Linked DNA regions of Mus musculus: region 1 is linked to region 2. Evidence: chromatin loops called from intact Hi-C (ENCODE). Cell type or tissue: heart. All regions are shown on one strand. Each heading gives the region's core, and the rest is flanking DNA. Links, peaks and the distances in the headings are about the cores only.

The links. A loop is a pair of places that touch in the nucleus more often than their neighbours do. Peaks named below come from ENCODE experiments on the same cell type or tissue, not always from the same donor. Only the 100,000 strongest peaks of a DNase experiment are listed, where the experiment ranks them.
Region 1: a loop joins it to region 2, with 9 times the contacts of the local background. A loop is called at or near these places in 7 of 42 quality-filtered maps.

Annotation. Positions count from the first base shown.
Region 1 is chr11:76,453,539-76,456,038 of GRCm38, reverse strand. Abr (active BCR-related gene) reads left to right here. Exons shown (of 23, transcript NM_198895.2): 13 at 326-430; 14 at 1,449-1,523. Among named protein-coding and RNA genes, the nearest start is that of Timm22, 48 kb to the right of the region's middle. In heart, for the core only: no CTCF peak of the experiment used is centred there; a DNase peak (open chromatin) is centred at 1,388.
Region 2 is chr11:76,249,671-76,257,424 of GRCm38, reverse strand. Mrm3 (mitochondrial rRNA methyltransferase 3) reads right to left here. Exons shown (of 4, transcript NM_183263.5): 4 at 6,803-7,530. The coding sequence ends at 7,001. It overlaps Nxn (nucleoredoxin), which reads left to right. Exons shown (of 8, transcript NM_008750.5): 8 at 1-199. Among named protein-coding and RNA genes, the nearest start is that of Mrm3, 9.8 kb to the right of the region's middle. In heart, for the core only: a CTCF peak has its summit at 4,098 (motif pointing left); DNase peaks (open chromatin) are centred at 3,354 and 4,084.

The DNA of each region.
Region 1 (2,500 bases), core at 1-2,500, 200 kb before region 2:
GGGAGGTGGCACTCTTGGGGTGTTACTCTCTGTTGAGGTCCAATTAAGCCACACAGTGAATTCATGACAGGCTATCTATGGTCCTAGGTTGGGTGTCCTTCCACTCCTTACTTCCCACTCACACACATGAGCCTCTTTGCATATATCTCTTACCTCTGACGACACCCACAGCTGTGCTCATGTGAATACCTGCAGGACTTACCCTTCGCCCAAAGAACCGACTCCAACACTAGACACTAAGCTGATTTCCTGAAGCGTCTGCAAGGATACCAGTAGGTTCTCGAACCTATAATGAAGCTCCCTCTGCTCTCGGCTTCCCCCACAGATCTCCAGGCCTTTGTCCTGAGCTCTGTGGAGCTCCAGGTGCTCACGGGATCCTGTTTCAAGCTTAGGACTGTGCACAACATTCCTGTCACCAGCAATAAAGATGGTAAGATTTGGAACTCCAGGCTGCCCAGCCAGCAGGTCCAGGTTCCCAGAGCATTCCCAGGGGTCTTCTACAGAGACCAAAGAGGCTAGGCATAGCTGCTGGTGGCTGATCTCACTGCCCAATGTGGCTGAAACTGTCCTCTTGCCAGATATACAGAGATTGTAAATGGGACATACTCTCTCCAGGGCTCAGGTTCCTTGGCCCCTATCCAGTTTGAGTAAAAAGTCTGCATTCTGGAGATGATGCTGGAACTCACCCGACCAGAACAGAAGAAGGCTGCAGGATAGGGCAAGGGCTTACCAGGGAAAGATGAGACATTAGGTAGACTAGAGAGGGATATGAGAAATCAGGCCAGCCAGGGGTTTCAGGAAAGAGATTTGGTAGGCTTTAAATGCTAAGCAAGGGAGTTTGGCAGTGGTGCCGTGATCCCAGGGGCCTAGAGAAGGCTTCTGAGCTGGAGAGCTGAGGTGAGGCTAGAGACTGGCCAGAATCAGCTCCCCTGGTATGGAATGGCATCTGCTCTGGGACCTCCTAATCTTCCTTTCTCTGCCTTCTCGATAGTGCTGGGATTACAGCATGTGCCACCATTCAGGCCATGAAAGGACTTTCGAAAGCCAGATTTCTTCAGGCTCGCCTGGGGACCTTTGTGTCCCATACAAGGCTTCCCTCAGAGCCTTGCCTTTCCTATTAGAACAAAGTGATTCAAATTAGTCTGTTTTCATTTTGAAGGATTAGGCAGAGGAGGGCAGCCTTGGAGTAAGCCGTGATCAGAGAGAGGAAGATACTGAATGCCCAGCCTAAGACATTTGTTCTATCTCCCAGTCTGAGCAGAAAGGATACCTTCTTACCTAGAGCTGCACACACTGTGGGAAAACAGTGAGCAATGGACTTGTGTCCCACTGGCCAGCAGGTGGTGCTGTGGACCACAGACCCCTGTCTGCGCTCTAGCTCCTGCCAGCCCAGGGTGGAAGAGCTGGTGAGTCTCCAACACCTCTAGCCTCCTCTTGCTCTCTTGCAGATGATGAGTCTCCAGGACTGTACGGCTTCCTTCATGTCATCGTCCACTCTGCCAAGGGCTTTAAACAGTCAGCCAGTAAGTGCCTCCTCGGGAAGAAGTTGTGTGACCACTGTCCATCTTTCATAGCAAGTCCCTGAGGTTCCACTATGCAGGACCCTCTTTCCTCAACTGCTCAGCTCTGATCTCCCCATGCTGGGGTCCTGCCAACAGGCCTGAGTTGTGAGACTTGCCTTCGAAAGCTAGAAGCCAGCTCCTCTCGGCAGGGAAGTCGCCTTCGCCATTTGTCTCCTCCAAGCCTTTCCTTTAGATCCACAGACGCCGAAACTCAAACTCAGATCTTGTGATCACTCTGTGATGCTGGGCAAGCTTTCTAACCTTTCTGAAGCTCAGCTTCCTTCTCTATAGAAAGCAGTCATGGGCCTGGAGTTCCGTTCCCAACACCCACATGGTGGGTCACAACCATCTATCTCCAGATCCAGCGCTCGCTTCTGGTCTCCACAAGCACTGGGTGCACACGTGGGGCACAGATACACATGCATGCAAAACACTCATACACATGAAATAAGTCTAAGACATCTCTCTCTTTTTTAAAAAAAAAATTCTGTTTGAGACAAAATTGAGTCTCTCAATGTAGCCCTGGTTGTCCTAGAATTTCCTTTGTAGACCAGGCTGGCTTCAAACTCACAGAGATCTGCTTACCTCTGCTCTGAGTGATGGAATTAAAGGAATACACTAGCATGCCTCAAAAAAAAAAAAAAAAATTCTGACAATCACATTTGTTTTTATTGACCTAAAAGTGGGCTTAAATATTATTGTATGCAACACATGGAGTACTGGGAGGATTCTCATTCCTTGCGCATACTGGGAAAGCACTTTACCACTGAGCAATACTCCATTTCAGTTAAATTTTTTTTTTTAAAGACAAAAAAGACACACTATGTGGCTCTTGCTGGCCTTGAACTCTCTATGTAGATCAAGCTGTTTGATCCCAAACTTACAGAGATCTACTTGCCTCTGCTTCCCAAGTGCTGGGATTAAAGGTGTATACCACC
Region 2 (7,754 bases), core at 2,819-5,318:
GCCCAAACCATTTATTTTGGAAAACGCAGTTGTCCTCCCCCAACAAGCTATTGACACTGCTGTTCCTTGCTGAATTGGATTGTTGGCTTGTAATTCAGAGGTACAAAATTAGTTGGTAATTACACTATCAGATGTTGCCAGCCTGAAGTGCAATCACCTAGAAAGAAATAAAGCAGATAAAGCAGGCCTCTCTGACCTCACCCTTCGCTTGGGCCTTCCTGCCCTCAGTGATGAGTCCTTTTCCCTTTAGTGCTTTCTTTGGGATGGGGCGAATGTTCTAGAGCCCGCAAGAATCTAACGAACCGAGACTGGGAACAGAGTTTGGTTGTAGGGTACACAAGGCCTTGAGTTCAGCACACACACACAGGGGTGGGGGGAGAAGAGAGAGAGAGCACATGGCTGTCTGTTTCTCTTGGTTTTCAGAAGGCAGGAAGCTCACCGGAGCTTTGGTTCTCAGACTGAAGACCTTGTTGTGAATTTTGTTGTGTTTACTGAAGCTGAGCACTGACACCTCCATGGGGAGACACTAGAATCACCATGGACCTCACTTCAAAGAGTAGGGCAAGGAATGGGGTGTCCTAGCTCTGTCCTAGGGCTAGGGGCATCCCTGAAAGGGGGACAAGGACCAAGATGAACTCTCTCCCTTGGAAAATGAATAGGTTTCTGTCTGTGCCCTGGGTGTGATGGCTTTGAAGGAAAGGATGGTGTCCCTTTTGGCAGCTAGTTACCTTTGGGGGGTTGTGGGGAGGAGAAAGAGAAGCCAATTGGAAGGTGCAGGATTGGATCTATGTCGTATCTCAGTGGCCTGTCCTGGGCTGATTCTCCGGTCAGCAGAATGCAACACCAGAACTCCCCTTTTAGAGAGGATGTGTGGCTTAGTCAGGACTGGGGACAGCCTAGTTCTGTGCAGCTGCTACAGTTGGAGAACGAGCTACAGAAGGACCTTTCCTGCAAACCAGTGAACAGTCCCTAAAGGTTACTGCAGCAGACCAAGTGGGTGGTGTGCTAGCTCCCACCAAGCAGCTCCAAGATACCTTCCGACTCTCCTTGCTAATTGGAAACAGGCTAAGACACCAGCTGTGGCAGCCACAGGCTTCCTCCAGCAGCATGGGGAACGCCATGCCCTGCAGGTCGACATGGGAAGGGAGCTATAAAAATGCCACTGTAGAATTCCCAGGTTTGTGTTCAAAATGACCTCCAGACCCCATTCCCACAATAGAGATGCATTTCTTTAAATTTCTCGAGACCAAGTCTTACTCTGCAGCCTAGGCTAGCCTAGAAAGCCACTGTGTAGCTGGCCTCAAATCCCTGCTCTGCTCCTAAGTGTTGGGACTAGAGGCATAAGCTACAGTGCCCAGCAAGATAAGATTTTTTCACCCAGCCTTCACACAAAAGATCAAAGGATAGTCTGGAATCCTACACTAGGGAGGGAGGAAGGAGGGTCATAAGTTCAAAGGCAGCCTAGGCTTCATAGCAACACAGTCTCAAAATATCAAAAGTAATAAATCCATACAAGGAAAAGGACATCTGTTAGGCTAATGATGGAAAAGGGCAGATGGCACCAGCTTCCTCTCTGAGTCAGGTGGTTTCTGCTCTGTCCTGCCCACCATGTGTTCTTGAAACCAGTGGCCTTCACTTATTCCAGCATACGGAGCCAGCACTGCTTTTTTGGCAAGCTTCAAGTGGTAATTTCCAGCCAGACTTTGTTTTATCCTGTTGCCTAATTAAAGACACAAAAAAGCTGTTCCCCCTCCTGCTCCCATGCTCATGGTGGCAAACTGAATCCAGCAAGGAGAGGACTGTGGCTTGGGAACAGGTCTGTGGGACTTGCAATGGTCTTCTTAAAGGGAGCAAGGAGAAAACACGGGCAAGTGAGGACACGTGTGTCAAAATGCTGCACAGAGTCGACACATAGGGAGTGGCCTGGGCTAGCATCCAGTGCCACATGCTGAGGTGCTCACATTCTGTACACAGAGACATTTCTTCTGTCAGCCTGGGCAGACCTGTGCCTGCCTTGTAGCACCACAACACCAATGAGGTACAAAAGCCAGGGTGGCAGTACCCAGGGGCTGCAGAGGTTCAAGAGCACCCTTCTCCCTTCCCACTGTCTTGTGCAGCCAGTCCTGAGCCCACCAAGATCTTACAAAGTTTCTCCCACAATGGTTATACTAAAGGGGTTACCTCATCTATATCCCTTATTGACAATGCCTCCAAGCAGGCTGCTTAGGGGACTTTCTAGGGGACCACCGTTCACTGTGATTATATTATTCTTTCTTTCTTTATGTATGTGAGTACACTGTCACTCTCTTCAGACACACCAGAAGAGGACATGGGATCCCATTACAGATGGTTGTAAACTACTATGTGGTTTCTGGGAATTGAACTGGAAGAACAGTTAGTGCTCTCAACCGCTGGGCCATCTCTCCAGCCCATGACTTCATTATTAAGGCAAGGGCCTGTGAGCATACGTGGTAAACCTTCCAGGAACAAAGGCTGTATATGGACTTATATAGTAGTTCTGCTTTGTGCTGGGAACTCTGCTGCAGGGGAATCAGAACATAGGGTGTTCTCCACATACTTTACGGAGGAAAGATGAAGGTCTTCGTTTCATTCCTGTTGCTGTGATAAAACACTGTGACCAAACAGCTTACTGGAAAGTTTCTTTTACAATTCAGTTCCAGGGTCCATCAGAGCCAGAAGTCACTCCTACAACACAGGATCCTATGCCGCCACCCACAGTGGGCAGCTCTTCACACCTTAACAAAGTAATCAAGATCATTCATTCCTCACAGACTGCCCCAGAGGCCAACTTACCTAGGCAGTCCTTTGTTGAGATTCCTTTCCCAGGTGATCCTAGAGGGCGTGAAGCTGACAATTAAAACTAACCACTGCTACGTGGGTCACGCCTGTAGTGTTCTGGGCTGCTTCCCAGGCCGGGACTGTATTAGGCCAAGTGCATGTAACTCCTCAAGAACAGCTGAGATTTCCTTTTAAAGTTACAACTCTGAAAAGCCATCATACTGCCCTGAGTAGGCTTCAGTGGCCTCAGGGCTGGACTTTGGATGCTCAGACCTCAAATAGCAATCGTAAGGACTAGAGCTAAGAATATAGTCTTCACCAGCTACTCTGGGGTGTGCCTCGCCCTCATCCCCATGAGCGGCAAGGAGGGCGAGTAACCCTGCTGCAGCTCTTGCTTCCTCCTCCCACCTTTTGTTCCCACTCATGAAGCAGCAGCACTGGTGATGGGGCACCCCAAGTCTGAGGTTTCCTGAGTAGATGACACAGCTGGGAATCGCTATACAGAGGGGAGAAGTGCAGGGCCAATCCCAGAACACTGGGCCACTGAGCACTGAGCGGGCGTGCCTCCTGGGACTCCAGTGAGACTGGGCTGGCAGCTGTAGCCCCAGCTGCTCAGATGAGACTCTGCTCTGTTTAGAAACAGTTCATCAGTTAATTTGGCTCCTAGTTTATTTTGTTTGTGTATTCACTCCCTCCTGGAGTGAAAGGGAAAAGACTGTTGTAGTTAAAAGCAACATACTTCTTGAAAGTAAAACAAGATGAGCCCAAATGGCAAGAACGTCACTGAGCGGCTGGGGAGGCAGCTGGGTGGAGGTAGGAGCCCCAGGGCCTAAAGTACAACCCATGGTCAGAGAATCCTGGCAGGCTGGGCTGCTGGGACTTTGTGTGGCCCTGATGCACTTCAGCACGGGTGACAGTCATCAGAAGTTGCTGTGAGCCCTTGGAGCAAGATGTCAAGTAGTATTTTGCCCCATGTGTCTAAGTGACCAGGATTCTCACCACTTAGCAACTGGCTGAGGTAAAGGACCAAACGCACTGGGCAAGGCTATGCATGTAAGCTTCCTGTGACAGGAACACATGGGACATCTCCCAGAGGCTAGACATAGAAACTGTGTTAATGTCTATATTCTCTTGAATTTCAGATTCTGATCTCCACTGAGCTGAGATATAATCCAAGTTTGCAGTACTCTTTGGCAGGGGGAGCTAGGACTCCATTTGAACAACTTAAGCCCAGGGCAAGTCCCAACTCTCTAGCCTGTGTAACCATTTCTGAGGTGAGGCCTGCCACCTTGTGGCCAAAGCTACTACTACAGGGGGCCTCCCTGCAAAGCCAAGCAGGAGCCTAGGCCAGTTTTTCAGTTTCCCTTCCAGTTTCCATAACTCTGACTGCTCCATTTTATTCCTGTTTCCTGGGGAAATGGTGACATTCATTGTTCTCAAAGGTGAAAATTCATGATAGCGATTTTCCAACTTCTTTTATGAATACATTGTTGAGGGCATCAGATCTCATTACAGATGGTTGTGAGCCACCATGTGGTTGCTGGAAATTGAACTCAGGACCTATGGAAGAGCAAGCTGCCAGTGCTCTTATCTCTCCAGCCCGTGATTTTTTTCATGTTTGCTCAGCAAGAACATAGCCACAAGCACTCCCCTGTAGTCAGTCACTTAAAAGGACAATGTGTGTACCCCAGCCCCCAGGCTAAGTTCTAACACTGGCCAGAAAGCATTTGACAAATACACTTCTTATCCGTCTTGCACCTAGGATAGCAGAATGGCCTCAAGTTGCACACAATGCAGGAGACTAAGTACAGGAGAGTGGCTGGCAGAGGTGTGCTTGCTTGCTTCCTTTTGGTGCCTTCTGTTTCTTTAGCACTCTCTGAGGTGTTGAAGGGGAGACTAAATGCCAGCAGGCTCAGCAGAGTGGTGTGAATTCTTCCCTGCTGCCTTTAAAACCCAGCCTGCTGTGATAGTCATTACAGTCCCCCTCAGCTCACATTGTGTTCCAGCCTTTGTGGGCCACAGTAAAAAAACTTTGGGCTCAGCACATGCCTTTAATCCCAGTAGAAGCAGGCAGAGCTCTGTGAGTTCTAAGACAGCCTGGACTACATAGAGAAAGAAACCCCATCTCTGTCTGTCGCAGACTCTCACACACATATCCCTCCGCCCTCGGAGAAAAGGCTTTGGCCTTTCCTGGTTTTTAAAAGCTGACTAGAGACTGAGAATCTCAGGAACCCATGGACTACCCACCCACATCAAACGTTTGTGCAGTACCCTGGGAGGGCAGGCAGTGTTCTTCCTGGGAGGACACAGCCAACAAAACCAAACACTACCAGTAATCTCTCCTAAAGCACCCCAAAGCCCTGGCATCTGCCACCTGGTACATGGGCAGCTTGCCCAGTTGATTCTCCCAAGAGTTTTACTAGAGCTGAAGGAATGGAAAGGGAAGGGTTGGCTCTATGGTTTCTGTTGTACGTGCAGCAACTTGTTCAGCCTTCCTAGAATAAGCAGCAAAGGAGTCCGACAGGAACCTAGTCATTGGAGCTGCTGGGCTTGAAGATGTAGCACAAATACTTGCTTGGAACCTCAACTCTAAACCAATTGTTTGTGGTTGCAGAAGTAGTGTTTAGAACGGATTCCAAACTCCAGCACCCCCACTCCTTCCCATGGTTACTCAGCAGGTGCAACTACCTGCTTTGGTCTTCTCTGACCTCACTGTATTTTGGGGTTTAAGGATCCAGCCTATCCCTGGGGATCTGAGAGCTCAGTGCTGAGGCAGTATGATTAGAGCCTCCGCACCCTGACCTTGTAAGGTCCTCGGCTCACAACACCCAGTGATGCTTCCTGATCTAAAAATGAAATGTACATTTTTTTATTTTTAATTACATGTATATGAATGTGTCTGTTTATGCACATCTGAGTATACATATCTGAGGCCAGAAGGAGCAGATCACTTGGAGATGAAATTAAAGGTAGCCACCCAACATGATCCACCAAACATGAGCCCTGGGAATTCAACTGGGATCTCTGAAATATCAGTTAGATGCTGGGCCATTTCGGCAGCCCCTTAGATCATTGCTGTGTGTGGAGGTCAGAGAAAGACTCTGTGGAGTTGGTTTTCTCCTTTATATGGATTCCAGGGATTGAACTCAGGTCACCAGGCTTGGACAGCAAGTGCTTTTACTCCCTGGGTCATCTTGCTGTTCCCCTAAATCACAGCATTTAATCAAGTGCCACTAAAACCATGACTAGCAGCAAGGAGCTGGTAAGCAAGCTGGCACTTCCAGCAGCAGGTTATGCTGCAAAGTGGACTCAGGGTCTCACCTCTTTTCATACAGAATCCTCAAAAAGATGCCTGTAGAGCTAGGCATGGTGGTGCACACCTTGGTCCTACACTCTGGAAGCAGAGGCTGGTGGGTCTCTATGCTCAAGGCCACCCTGGTCTATATAATAAGTTCTAGACTTTCCAGGGCTATAGGTCTCAGAACAAACAAATGAATACCTTTGCAGAGGAGCTGTGCAAAGAAGGCATGACACCACCTGATGAACTGCTTCAGTTGGTTCACCACAAAGGCAGAAAATCCACATCAGCTGCCTGTGGGACAGAAGGCCTGGATATGCCAGCCCAGAGATGGCTGCAGAGAAATCCGAAAAACAGCTGGCTGCTGGTTACCATGCCCTGTAGCCCTCAGCTTCTCAGAAAATACTAAGGCACTGGGAATTTGGCTCCTTTAGCAGAGTACCTATGTAGTACACACTAGAAAAAAGTTACAATCTCAAAACTAGTGGAGATAGGAGATTATAGGGAGAATTTTGATGGGGCTGGAGAGTTGGCTCAGTGGTTAAGAGCACCTGCTGCTCTTCCAGAGAACAGTTTCGGTACCTAACACTCACAAGGTGGTTCATGACCATAAGTCCAGTTCCAGGGGATATGACACCTCTACTGACCTCTGCCAGGTACCAGGCATACTTGTGGTATAGTATACACACCTGCAAACACTCATATGGGTAAAATGAAAAAGAATTTTGACCTTTGTTGTTTAATAAGGAACAGCAGACACTAATAGAAACTCTTTTTTTTTAAGTACCACACAATGGTGGCAGTGCCTACCCCCTGGCTCCTGTGTTGTCACCTTGGCCAGCCTCCTAGCAGAGGAGGGGCTGGAGGTGCCCTTCCCCTCCCACTGAGGATTCCTGTGCTCCTTCAGTGGTAACTCCTGTCCCTGCTCAAGTCTTCCACCTTTATCCTCAGCTGCCTTTTCCCTTCAAAGAGCAGGATGCTCGCAGCCATGGCTGAGTTCAGACTGTCCACACCAGGTACAACGGGGATCAGCAGTCTCTTGCCACCGGTACTCTCGGCCAGTTGCAGGGATTCCAGGCTCACTCCATGCGTCTCCCCACCTATCACCACAGCTGCTGGTGCTCCTGTCCAGTCCAAATCATAACTCTGGACCTCAAGTTTGGGCAGCCAGTCCTTTCTGGTTTTAGTGTCTAGGTCCTCTTCATACTTGTGAAACTTTAAGAATCGGCGATCACATGCCCAGTCACGGTCACCGGTTTTATCAGACATCTGAACCTGGGCATAGTGACCACAGTTGTCTGCCACATAGACTCGAGTGTCAGGAGGCAAGTGATTGGGCACTGTTTCCCATTCCACATTGTTCACAATGGGTACCTGGAAATGTGCCCCCATGCCTGCCCGGAGCACTTTAGGCTCCCAGGCATCCACACAGCCTAAAAAACAAAGGATACAAATTGAGACTTAACCAATCTTCCTAGACTACAAAGGTAACGCTGAAGTAAGTCCCTTTAATCCTAACCAAGAGATAAACCAACAGTTTTTCCATTACAGTTTTCGCCATTGCTGGGACCAAGAGCCTCCCATCTGATGACACTGACCAGCAAAGGGTCTAGAAGACCGATTGCTGCTAGTGCTGAAATAGATGTTGTTCATCGCA